2 separate regions of the Homo sapiens genome follow, and region 2 is linked to region 1. The links are chromatin contacts, found by Hi-C or POLR2A ChIA-PET in ENCODE. All regions are on one chromosome and are shown on one strand. The core of a region is the stretch at or near the end of the contact, and the rest is flanking DNA. Distances in the headings are between cores, read along the strand shown. Region 1 overlaps GLDC (glycine decarboxylase). Region 2 has its middle 29 kb from the start of UHRF2.

Region 1 (6,614 bases), core at 2,132-4,631:
TGGCCCAGGCTGGAGTGCAGTGGCGCGATCTTACATCACTGCAGCCTCCACCTCCTTGCTTTAAGCGATTCTCCTGCCTCAGCCTCCCAAGTAGCTGGGATTACAGATGCACACCACCACACCTGGCTAATTTTTGTATTTTTAGTAGAGACAGGGTTTTGCCATGTTCGCCAGGCTGGTCTCGATCTTCTAACTGCAGGTAATCCGCTCGCCTCGGCCTCCCAACGTGCTGTGATTACAGGCATGCAGGCATGAGGCACTGTGCCTGGTCTGCAACATCCATTTCTTTTTGTTTGTTTGTTTTTGTGATGGAGTCTCACTCTGTTGCCCAGGCTAGAGTGCAGTGGTGCGATCTCAGCTCGCTGCAACCTCCGCCTCCCGGGTTCAAGCAATTCTCCCGCCTCAGCTCCCTGAGTACCTGGGACTAAAGGTGCCCACCACCACACCCAGCTAATTTTTGTACTTTTAGTAGAGATGGGGTTTCACCATATTATCCAGGCTGGTCTCGAACTCCTGACCTTGTGATCCACCCACCTCGGCCTCCCAAAGTGCTGGGATTACAGGAGTGAGCCACCACGCCCGGCACAACATCCATTTCTAATTCTCAGTATGTTTGGCTAGGGTTCTTAGTAAAGGGAAAGATAAATTAATTTTTAAAATCTTTAAAATTTGTTTTTTCTTTGAACTCCCGTTCCAACCTTGGCAAAGGAACTTTTAGCTCTTCTGAACTATCACCCTCACCCTATCTCTGCCATGTCATCTACAAATTCTTTTTTTTTTTAAGTTTACATTGAGTATTGCTCCTGAACTTGCACACCTGTGATGATACACTGATACTGAAAGGGCCTGGGTTATAGTCATCACAATACTGTTGAATTCCATCAACTCCAGCTGTTTTCACCTTGTGGGCTCTTATACCTGTTATTCAGTTGTTCTACTTTTTCTGGTCTATTGAATTTCTTGTGGATTCTTTGTAGAATGAATCTGAGTTTTGGAAGAAGTTGTCTGCTCAATTTCCCCATTCTGCATTAAGCAGCAGCTCCTTAATCAGCCTGAGTAAATGCCATACACTGGAGGGTCTTGTTTTTCTTTTCTTCTTTTTTTTCTTGAGGTGGAGTCTCACTCTGTGGCCCAGGCTGCAGTGCAGTGGTGTGATCTCGGATCACTGCAACCTCCACCTCCCAGGTTCAAGTGATTCTCCCACTTCAGCCTCCCAAGTAGTCTGGATTACAGGCATGCACCACCACGCCCGGCTAATTTTTTGTATGTTTAGTAGAAATGGGGTTTCACCATGTTGGCCAGGCTGGTCTCGAACTCCTGATCTCAGGTGATCCGCCCACCTTGGCCTCCCAAAGTGTTAGGATTACAGGTGTGAGCCACCACGCCCGGCATGGAGGGCCTTGTTTTTCTAGGACAGTTTAAGCTGTGCTCACATAAACTTGGTGTTTCTGAGGCTCCCCGTTCACTGGCCAGCCCTGCAGCTCCAGACCATTCACTACTTCATTTTAAACAGATGTCAGAAAAGCACTGACCTAGCCTGTCCTCCATATATAATAGTTTGTTGATGGTTGCTTAGTCTGGGTTATGTAGATAAGCAATTATTTTTCATAAGACTTTTCTACCAACAGGTGGCACTAACAATTTGTTTTACTAATGCCCCAGTAGTAATCCTTGTGTCACATTTGAATATATCATTTGCACTTTTTGGGTTGAAACATAGCTGATTTTTATAGATGTTTAAGGCCAGAGAGAGAGAGAGAGAGAGAAATCCAGCATTTCTGATCAAGTCTTTAGCATATAGTCTTTCTCCTACACTACTGGCTCATAGCCAGTAATCTGCTTCTTCCTTCATTCCTAGTCTACACCTTGATTGGCCTTTCAAGAAAGTCAGATGAATAGAATTCATGAGAAAAACATAGGGGTAAATATAAAATGTTTTTCTTGAGGTTCCTTACTGTAGGGGAAAGGATGACATTCATATTGATTGCCTGTGCTGGAGGAATTCAATTTTTAAAATATTTACTAAATACTTATTGCAGAACTACTACATGCAGAGTACTGTTCTATATATTCCCTGTTGAAGAATATACAGAACTCTGAGAATTAGACCCTACTGTCAGAGCTTATGCTCTAATTGAGATAAGACAGGCATACAAAGTAAATGTGAAATCGGTAATAATTTTCTATGTCCAGTACATGTATAGGATATTAATGTCAGATAAGATTGTAGAGTAAAATGCTATGATAATTTGGAGGAGGTAGAGGATTATTTCTTTAATCAATCTATCAAATATTTTTTATGTCAGTGTTCTTGGAATAGAGAATACAATTGTGAACAAGGTTGACAAAATTCTTGCCTTCAGGGAAGGCCTCTCTGAGGAAGTGACAGAGCTGGATTGGTGGCTTTAGGGAAGGCTTTGCAGAGAGTTGTAGCCAGTTGAAGAATGGGCAGGATTTGGCTGAGAAGCATTTGACCTTGATGATCTCACTACACATCACATCTGCCCTGTGTGATGGGTACTGTTACTATCCCCATTTTACACATCTCTCAGGCACATAGGCACAGGGAGATGAAGTTACTTGTGATGTGAGTGGTTTCCTGAAGCACGGCATATTCATTTTCTTGTCCTCAAAATGAAAAAACCTCAAATAGGCTAGGACTTGTTTTTCAGAAGCCAGGAAAACAGAAGAGCAGTCTTTGCCTTTCTTCTTGGAAGAGAGCGGAGATAGCTGCAGCTGACTCAGTGCGGGTGACGAGGAACGGGGTGACTCAGGTCTTGTAAGACAGGCTTTCTTTCTTCTTTTCTTTCTTTTTTTTTTTATTTTTTATTTTAGCTAAACCCCCCAGTTCTATCAATCAGACAAGACTTCTGCTAGAAAGAAAATCAGCATTTGCTCCCACAACTCTCCGTCCTTGGAGAGCACAGTGTGCTCAGAAGAGCAGCACTGCTTGCAAAGGGAGCCCGTAGCTCTGGGAGGCAGGCTGACTCCACACCCAAGTCTTCATCTGTCACTGTTGGCCATTTGGCATGTAGCACTCAGACCTCAGTTTCTTTGTGTGCAAAATGGGGGTGATGGCATGGAGAACATACACATTTTTTAAAATTCTTACCGATTTTCTGTGGGTAACATTAAAAAAAGTTATTTTATTTTTAAATTTTCATTTGTTTAAAGTTTAAATTTTTGTATCTTTTTTTAGTATTTAATTTTTGCCTTCAGCTTCGCAGACATACACATTTTGAATGGGACTGATACATCTATTACTCATTTCCCTTCCCTTCCTGCACAGGGTACTGGGAACATGAAATAACAGTCTACGATTGAGTCAGCATTGCTCACCGGAATGTTAGTCATGGCATATGCCCTGAAAGTGGTGCCTTCCAGGACCGTTGAGATGAGGATGGCCAGCCCCTAACAGCCATCTGCATCCGGGGCCTGGGAGAGCCGAACCTGAGACTGCCAGGAATGGTGTCACATTAAAAGTGCCTCATTCTTTTGGGGCTGATCAGGCCCTTGACTCGATATTTGGTAATACTAAGAAATTATAGAGTGATGATTTGTTTTCACCTCATAGGTGTGTCTTCCTTAAACCTTGTTAAGATGTTGACACATTACCCATTTAAAGGGGGAAAGAAAAGGGAAAAAAAAAGGAAAAAACTGAAGTTCATTGTTCTAGGTGTGACAATTGTGTTTGTAGTTATTTATTTATTTTTTGAGACGGGATCTCACTCTGTCACCCAGGTTGGAGTGCAGTGGCACCATCTCGGCTTACTGCAGTCTCCGCCTCACAGACTCCAGTGATCCTTCCATGTCAGCCTGCCCAGTAGCTGGTACTACAGATGCATGCTATCACACCAGGCTAATTTTTTGTACTTTTAGTGGAGACACTGTTCCGCCATGCTGCCCAGGCTGATCTTGAACTTCTGAGCTCGAATGCTCTGCCCACATCGGCCCCCCAAAGTGCTAGGATTACAGGCATGAGCCATTGCACCCGGCCTGTAGTTATATTTTTAAAAACAATACTTATCTTTGAAGGCTGCATATTGACATTTGAACTGATGATAGGATGTTTGAAGTTTGCTTCAAAATATATAGTTCAGCATGAAAGTGGTTAGTGAGAAATATAATAGGAAACAAGATTGACCGTAAACCAAATTGTTACAGCTGGCTGACACACACGTCGTAGTTCCTTTTGTTCTTCACTGTATTTTGGTATAGTTTTGAAATTTTTCATAATAACAAAAGGCTATTTTCAATGCGTGGTCCTGAGCAAGGATATAGAAAGCTCCATCTTTGGGTAGGAGTGGTTGAGCTGTAGTGCACAAACTGGATGCTGTTGCTTTGATTGTTTTGATTGTTCAAGACCTTTTGACTCCAGCAGAGCTCCTTGATGAGCTTCTCTCAGCGTCTGGACAGTGACCATGTGTCACGTGCTGGTGAACCCCTGGCCAGGGCCCAATAAATATTGAATGAGTAAATGAAAGCCAGAAGACCTAACCGTGATCCCTTTCTTCTTGTCTTTGCAAGCGGAGCCCAGGGAGAATATGCTGGACTGGCCACTATCCGAGCCTACTTAAACCAGAAAGGAGAGGGGCACAGAACGGTGAGTATGGCAGGAGGTGGCGCTTGCTCACCATGGGGCACAGAGGTCCTGGCTCTCAGGGTCCCTTCTGTGGGACACTCCCTCCAAGCCTTCTTGGAAGCAGATGAGGGAACATATAGTCAAGAAACAAATTTCTGTGAACTAGCCATTATGATCCTTGCTTCCAAGACATCCCACTTGACCATTTTGAGGAAAAACATTCAGAGATAAAAGACTTGCTCAAACCCAGAATGCAAACGTCAGCCAGTTGGCTGTGGAACTGCTCTCTAGGGAGCAGAGGGAGGAAGAGGGCAGGAATGTTGCCATTGCAAGCATCCTCTCCTTGGCTCAGCCCCGGCCCTGGGCCTGGATGAAGGGCAGAGACCATGCTTTAATTCTTCAGTAACCCCTGTTGTGCTGAAGCCCGGTTCTGGTCATAGTATGCTCAAACAATATTTGTTGAATAAATAAATTCTCCATTAGATGATTCTCAACTTCAAGCACCAAAAAAGGCATAAAGCAGAGTTCACGGTCCTGCTTCAATGTTTGCTTTGGATATGAGAACCTGGTCTCCAGGATCCCAATCGCCTCTTGGGGACCACTGTGGGGACCAGCAGGTACTAATGGACACCACTCGCTCCCCCCAGGGGCAGTGCCTGTAGCAGTGGCCTAACTCAGGCCTCAGCTTGTGCCAGAGGAGGCCTGTGTTCCTGGTTCCTTCATTTTGATGGCCAGTGCTATGCTAGAGTTTGTACTGAGCTGTGGGGCGGAAGTCCTTAATAGGAGCATCGCCTAGGAGCCGAGAGCAGGGCAAAAGCATCTGCTGATACTAGAGAGTTGCAGACAAAGGGGATAGGGTGGTGCTGGCTGGCTAAGTAAGTAGGGTGGAGTGGTAGTGGCCCGATCTTAGTCCATTTCTGGTTTTATTACCACTGGAAGGTTACTTATGGCTAGTTGCCTGGAATTTGCAATAAAGAATGCTGAAAGTGTTTCACTTCCCTTTCATAACAGGGGAAACGAAGGAACATTTTTTTCCCTCCTTCCCTTGCATAGTTCATCCTGATTCCACAGGTGTGTCTTTCCAGGCTTTCATCTTGGTTGGGGAATAGAATTTTTTTTTTTTTTTTGAGATGGAGTCTCGCCCTGTTCCCCAGGCTGGAGTGCAATGGCCCAATCTCGGCTCATTGCAACCTCTGCCTCCTGGGTTCAAGCGATTCTTGTGCCTCAGCCTCCTGAGTAGCTGGGATTACAGGCATGCGCCACCACGCCCGGCTAATTTTTGTATTTTTAGTAGAAACAGAGTTTCACCATGTTGATCAGGCTAGTCTCGAACTCCTGACCTCAGGTGATCCACCCGCCCCTGGACCTCTCAAAGTGCTGGGATTATAGGTGTGAGCCACTGCGCCTGGCCCTTTTTTTTTTCTCTTCATAGCTCACTGCAGCCTTGAACTCCTGGGCTCAAGGAAGCCTCCCAAAGTGCTAGGGAGACCAGGATTACAGGCATGACCCTCTGCACCTGGCCCTAGAATTCATGTCTAAAGATCTTTGAAAAACAGGCCATTCGTGAATTGAATAAATGATTAAACCCTGGTCAAGGACTGCTTGCCAGTCCAGAGAGAAGTGAAGTGGTCAACCAGACAGACACAGACCCTGAAATTCCCCCACAGTTTGTTCATTCGTGGTTCTGAATTCTCAGCTTTCTAAGGAATGATTAGTTTAGAACTATAATTGCTCTTGGGACCTGAGAGTCTCGGCACTTTCACAGAATCAGAAAGGAAACTTTGGAGCTCCAGGTGTCCAGCCAGTAAAACAATGCCAGATTCTCTCCTGTCTGTTTTTCCCTCATGGCTTCCATGTTCTGAGGTCGTCTCTGGAGTTCCTCTTCATTAGTATCTTTCACCACGAGGTGCCCAGGAGCCTGGGGATGCTGGAAAGGGGCAGCCTGTCCTGTGTGACATCTCCACCCGACTCCTCCACTGCTTGGCGGAGAGGCCGCAGAAAGCAGTGTTTGCAGAAAGCAGGTGACTAGCTA
Region 2 (6,392 bases), core at 2,647-5,146, 180 kb after region 1:
CAGTGAGAACACATGGACACAGGAAGGGGAACATCACACACTGGGGACTGTTGTGGGGTGGGGGAGGGGGGAGGGATAGCATTAGGAGATATACCTAATGCTAAATGACGAGTTAATGGGTGCAGCGCACCAGCATGGCACATGTATACATACGTAACTAACCTGCACATTGTGCATATGTACCCTAAAACGTAAAGTATAATAATAATTTAAAAAAATGTGTCTTTGTCTAGTTATGGTATCAGGGTAATACTGGCCTCATAGAATGAGTTTGGAAGTAGTCCCTCCTCCTCTATTTTTTAAAAGTAGTTTGAGTAGGATTGGTACTTACCAAACATCTTTAAATGTTTGGTAAAATTCAGCAGTGAAGCTATTGGATCCTGGGCTGTACTTTGCTGGGAGAATTTTCATTACAGCTTTGATGTCATTTCTTGTTATGGGTCTGTTCAGATTTTGGATTTCTTCATGGTTCAATTTTGGTAGGTTGTACATGTCTAGATATTTATCCATTTCTTCTAGATTTTCCAGTGTATTGATATATTGTTGCTCATAGTAGCCACTAAGGATCCTTTCAATTTCTGTGGCATCAGTGGGAGAAAAGCATGTCTTCTTTTTCATCTGTGATTTTATTTATTTGAGTCTTCTCTCTTTTTTTTCAGTTAGTCTGGCTAAAGTTTTGTTGATTTTGTTCACTTTTTCAGAAAACTAACTTTTCAATTTATTGATTTTTATATTGTTTTCTTCATTTCAGTTTCATTCATTTCTGCTCTGATCCTTATTCTTTTCTTTCTTCTAGTAATTTTGGGTTTGGTTTGCTATTGCTTTTTTTTTTCTTTAAGATGCACCATTAGATTGTTTATTTGAAGTTTTTCTTCTTTTTTGATGTTGGCACTTCTTATAAAGTTTTCTATTTGTACTGTTTTGGCTGTTTCCCATAGGTTTGGTATATTTTGTTTTCATTATTATTTGTTTCAAGAAATGTTTAAATTTTCTTCTTAATTTCTTCATTGACCCACTGCTCATTCAGGAGCATATTGTTTCATTTGCGTATGTTTGTATAGTTTCCAAAATTCCTTGTTATTGATTTCTAGTTTTATTTTATTGTTGTTGGAGAGGATTCTTAATTTCTTTTTTTTTAATTTTTAAGACTTGTTTTGTGGCATAACATATGGCCTATCCTTGACAATATTCCATGTGCTGAACAGAAGAATGTATATTTTGCAGCCATTGGATGAAATGCTCTGGAAACATCTGTTAGGTCCATTTGGTCTACAGCACAGATTAAATCTGATGTTTCTTTGTTGATTTTCTTTCAGGATGATCTATCCAATGTTGTAAGTTAGGTGTTGAGGTCTCCAGCTATTATCATATTGGGGTCTATCTATCTCTCTCTCTTTTTTTTTTGAGATGGAGTTTTGCTCTTTTTGCCCAGGCTGGAGTGCAATGGTGTGATCTCGGCTCACCGCAAACTCCGCCTCCCAGGTTCAAGCGATTCTCCTGCCTCAGACTCCCAAGTAGCTGGGATTACAGGCATGCACCACCACGCCTGGCTAATTTTGTATTTTTTAGTACAGACAGGGTTCCTACATGTTGGCCAGGCTGGTCTCGAACTCTTGACCTCAGGTGATCTGCCCGCCTCGGCTTCCCAAAGTGCTGGGATTACAGGCATGAGCCACCACGCCCAGCCTGGGTCTATCTGTCTCTTTAGCTCTAATAATATTTGCTTTATATATCTGGGTGCTCCAGTATTGGGTGCATGTATATTTACAACTGTTATACCCTCTTGCTGAGTTGACCCCTTTACTATTATATAATGACCTTCTTTGTCTCTTTTTATAGTTTTTGTCTTGAAATTTAATTTGTCTGATATAAGTATAGCTACTTCTGCTTTTTTTTTTTGGTTTCCATTTGCATGTCACAGAATATTATAACATTGTAATTGTGTGTAAACTACTTATATCTTTCTTGAGTAGAAAGACTAAAAGATGAACCAGTCTATGTGTGTCTTTAGGCAACAGACTGTTGGGTCTTTTTTTTTTCTCTCTCTCTCTCTTTTCCTTTTTGAGACAGGGTCTCACTTTGTCACTCAGGCTGGAGTGCAGTGGTGTGAACATGGCTCACTGCAGCCATGACCTCCTGTGCTCAAGAGATCCTCTCACCTCAGCTTCCCGAGTAGCTGGGACTACAAGCACTTGCCACCATGCCCAGCTAAGTTTTAGTTTTTTTTTTTTTTTTTTTTTTTTTTTTTGCAAAAACAGGGTTTTGTCATGTTACACAGGCTGGTCTTGAATTCCTGAGCTTAAGCAATCCATCCACCTTGGCCTCCCAAAGTGCTGGAATTATAGGCATGAGCCTCTGAGCCCAGCCTCTATGTCTTTTTATTGGAGAGTTTAGTCCATTTACATTCAATGTTACTGATAAGTAAGGACTTACTCCAGCCATTTCTTTCTAGTTGTTTTATAGTCTTCTCTTTCTTCTTTTCTTCCTTTCTGTCTTCCTTTTAGTGAAGGTGATTTTCTCTGGTTGTATGCTTTAATTTCTTGCTGTTAATTTTTTTTGTGTATGTTATATGTTTCTTGATTTAAGGTTATCATGAGACTTACACATAATGAGACAGCCAGGTGGGAGGGACAACTTGGAGAAACTCCAACCAGCCTGTCCGCTGGGGTGGAGCCTCTGGAGGTTCATGCCATTTTCAGCGAGAAGGAGGCTGACCCCTCCTCTTCCTGTGTGGAACCTGAGATTCAAACAGCAGGTGGGAAGCACTCTAACAGGGACTCTGTTTTAGCAAGAGTCCCTGTTTCCTCCTTTTCTTCCTTTTCACCCAATAAAACCCTGCTTTACTCACCCCTCAGTCTGTGAGCCTAAATTTTTGTGGCTGTGGGACAGACAAGGACCCCATCCTTAGCTGAACTAAGGAAAAGTCCTGCAATAATTTGGCACCCAGTGTGGGGCTCAAGAAGTGGTGAGTGAAATGGGAACTCAAAACCTGTCCTGTTGCTTCTAAGCCTTTTCATCCTCAGACTTTTGAGGGTGGGGGAAACCATGCCTCCACCCCTTATCACTCCCAGGTCTTTTCATGGCCTTTTCCCTCCTTTTTCGGGACTGACTGGTGAGCAGCAGCTACCCTCCACCCGCCAACTCGCTGCCAGGCTTGAACATATGGCCCAAGGCACTGGGGGTAGCTGGCTGGCGTTTTCTGCCATGAACCATTGGAGCCTTCCCCTTCCCTGGCCAAGAGATTCAGCAACATCAGAAAATAATTAAACTTTTCTCCCTGGTGGAGAAACCACTTCCATAAGAATAAGAGGTTTTTCCCCAGGCAGTTTTAAACTATTTTTTTTCTTTCCCCTTCTCTATCCCATCCACAAGTTAACTTTTAAAGTTTATTTTTTTTCTTTTAGAATATATTTTGCTAGGCCAGTCCATCCAACTATCACTGTTTATATTTTCTGCGAAGTTTTGGTTATGAAATCAAGCCTCCATCTTGTTTTACATTCTGACTCTTATAACTTTGGTGGCAAGGCTTTGTTTAGCAATCCTGTCTTAGGGAATAAGTTTCTTTCTGGTTTGATATCTGCATGTTTTCCTAGTGCTGACTCTTAAAGGGCCCCACCCAGTGCCTGGGTTTTCTTCTGCCTGTGTGTGTGTGTACTGTGTGTGATGTCTGTAAAAAGAGCTCTAATTAATTTGGCCTAAAGAAAGACAAGCACTTAGATCTAATATTGTTTAAAGGGAAGTTAAAAGCTGTGGTACCTTTCAGTTCACATGAGTTTAATCTTTTTTTTTTCCTTCTTTCTTTCTTTTTTGATGGAGTCTTGCTCTGTCATCCAGGCTGGAGTGCAGTCGCATGATCTCAGCTCACTGCAAGCTCCACCTTCATGCCATTCTCCTGCCTCAGCCTCCCAAGCAGCTGGGACTACGGGTGCCCACCAACACGCTTGGCTAATTTTTTGTATTTTTAGTTGAGACAGGGTTTCACAGTGTTAGCCGGGATGGTCTGGATCTCGTGATCTTCCCACCTCAGCCTCCCAAAGTGCTGGAATTACAGGCGTGAGCCAGACTTTAATCTTTAAGAAAAAGTTCACATGACTTTAAGAAATAAAAATAGCACTAAAGACTATTGGTAAAATGCAGGTCAGATGCAAGGTTTGCTAAGTGTTTGAGATTACAAATTGCCTTTTGGGTTTTGAGAACTATTTGACTTGCTAGCTTCACAACTGGTAAGGCCTGGGGACATGTGGAACTAACCATGTCCTTAACTAAGAAGACTAACCTTGGCTGTAGTTAGCACACAATTAAGGCAACTTACCAAGTTTTACCTTAAAGTTAAAAATTGCTAGGAGTTAATTGGAGCTACTGGAAATAGATTTACATTTAAGGTGTGTAAGAACAGTAAAATGTGTTTTTTAGTAAACGGTTATAAGAAGGCATGGAAATATAAACTTTTGCCTAGGGTTAAAGGATTGTTTTGAGTTAAATTAGGAAAAAGTTGAAGGTTCAGAGAAGTGGTGGAAGAACTGTGGAAATCTTGCAGAAGAGGTTCTTTGTGTGAACATATTGTCTAAATTCCAAAAAGGGCATTATCTGGTTTTTCTGTAAATTGAGCATTGAAATAAAAGCATAACAAGGCTTTCCTAAGGCACTAATCTGCTCTATGGCAAAATTTATAAAGGGTTATAAAAGGTTTATGCTTCTTTAAAATTTCTGAGTCATCATTTTGGCAAAATAAATAACTTATGGTAGTCTGGAATTCTATTTCATAATACCAAGTGTTTTAAACCTCGAACATTTAACAGCCTTCCCAAAATAAAACTTCAGTTACAAAATTGTCTTCCCTGGCACCTGGCTTTTTGAATACATCAGAAGGCCCTTGAAGTGTCCAGAAAAGAGACATAAAAAGGATTATTCAACATGTCTAGGTACATGGGATTGCCAAAATGATGCTCAATCTTCTTTAGGTTATATCTTGCTGAATAATGCTAATATATGTTCCAAAATTGTATGGGATTTCTAAAATTCTAATGTCTGAGTATATGCTATTGATCATAATTAAGGTTTTTATGTTAAGTTATTGTAAGCCATGGAGACAACCAAACTTCTTAGTCAATTTTTTTTCTCACTGTAACTATGCTGGATATTTTCCTATTCACAGACAATTTTTGTCTTGTTTTAATCCTTTTTTTCTTTATATATATATGTTTTTTATTATACTTCAAGTTCTAGGGTACATGTGCACAATGTGCAGGTTAGTTACATATGTATACATGTGCCATGTTGGTGTGCTGCACCCATTAACTCGTCATTTACATTAGGTATATCTCCTAATGCTATCCCTCCCTCCTCCCCCGACCCCACAACAGGCCCTGGTGTGTGATGTTCCCCTTCCTGTGTCCAAATGTTCTCATTGTTCAATTCCCACCTATGAGTAAAAACATGTGGTGTGTGGTTTTTGTCCTTGCAATAGTTTCCTGAGAATGATGGTTTCCAGCTTCATCCATGTCCCTACAAAGGACATGAACTCATCATTTTTTATGGCTGCATAGTATTCCATGGTGCATATGTGCCACATTTTCTTAATCCAGTCTATCATTGTTGGACATTTGGGTTGGTTCCAAGTCTTTGCTATTGTGAATAGTGCCGCAGTAAACATACGTGTGCGTGTATCTTCATAGCAGCATGATTTATAATCCTTTGGGTATATACCCAGTAATGGGATGGCTGGGTCAAATGATATTTCTACTTCAAGATCCCTGAGGAATCACCACACTGACTTCCACAATGGTTGAACAAGTTTACACTCCCACCAAGAGTGTAAAAGCATTCCTATTTCTCCACAGCCTCTACAGCACCTGTTGTTTCCTGACTTTTTAGTGATCACCATTCTAACTGGTGTAAGATGATATCTCATTGTGGTTTTGATTTGCATTTCTCTGATGGCCAGTGATGATGAGCATTTTTTCATGTGTCTGTTGGCTGCATAAATGTCTTCTTTTGAGAAGTGTCTGTTCATATCCTTCACCCACTTGTTGATGGGGTTCTTTGTTTTTTTCTTGTAAGTTTGTTTGAGTTCTTTGTAGATTCTGGATATTAGCCCTTTGTCAGATGAGTAGGTTGCAAAAATTTTCTCCCATTCTGTAGGTTGCCTGTTCGCTCTGATGGTAGTTTCTTTTGCTGTGCAGAAGCTCTTTAGTTTAGTTAGATCCCGTTTCTCAATTTTGGCTTTCGTTGCCATTGCTTTTGGTGTTTTTAGACATGAAGTCCTTGCCCATGCTTGTGTCCTGAATGATATTGCCTAGGTTGTCTTCTAGGGTTTTTATGGTTTTAGGTCTAACATTTAAGCCTTTAATCCATCTTGAATTAATTTTTGTATAAGGTGTAAGGAAGGGATC

Evidence for each region. A loop is a pair of places that touch in the nucleus more often than their neighbours do. ChIA-PET counts read pairs that join two places held with the same protein, here RNA polymerase II (POLR2A). Pooled maps may share reads with other maps.
Region 2: a loop to region 1 is called in a map of ascending aorta, with 3 times the contacts of the local background. The contact joins two enhancer-like sites. A Hi-C loop is called at or near these places in 1 of 168 maps with a recorded cell type or tissue (ascending aorta) and 3 of 50 pooled maps. POLR2A ChIA-PET finds 5 or more read pairs at or near these places in 3 of 52 experiments (AG04449, BJ and activated naive CD4-positive, alpha-beta T cell).

The regions. Positions count from the first base shown.
Region 1 is chr9:6,563,343-6,569,956 of GRCh38, reverse strand. GLDC (glycine decarboxylase) reads left to right here. Exons shown (of 25, transcript NM_000170.3): 16 at 4,528-4,603. Among named protein-coding and RNA genes, the nearest start is that of GLDC, 79 kb to the left of the region's middle. RefSeq lists an enhancer at 2,560-3,759. Within about 2 kb of position 3,381, at least 11 of the 41 ENCODE cell types and tissues checked have a DNase peak (open chromatin) inside an H3K27ac peak, as active enhancers do; they include ascending aorta, where a contact is called at or near this core.
Region 2 is chr9:6,381,240-6,387,631 of GRCh38, reverse strand. No RefSeq gene overlaps it. Among named protein-coding and RNA genes, the nearest start is that of UHRF2, 29 kb to the left of the region's middle. Within about 2 kb of position 3,896, at least 3 of the 41 ENCODE cell types and tissues checked have a DNase peak (open chromatin) inside an H3K27ac peak, as active enhancers do; they include ascending aorta, where a contact is called at or near this core.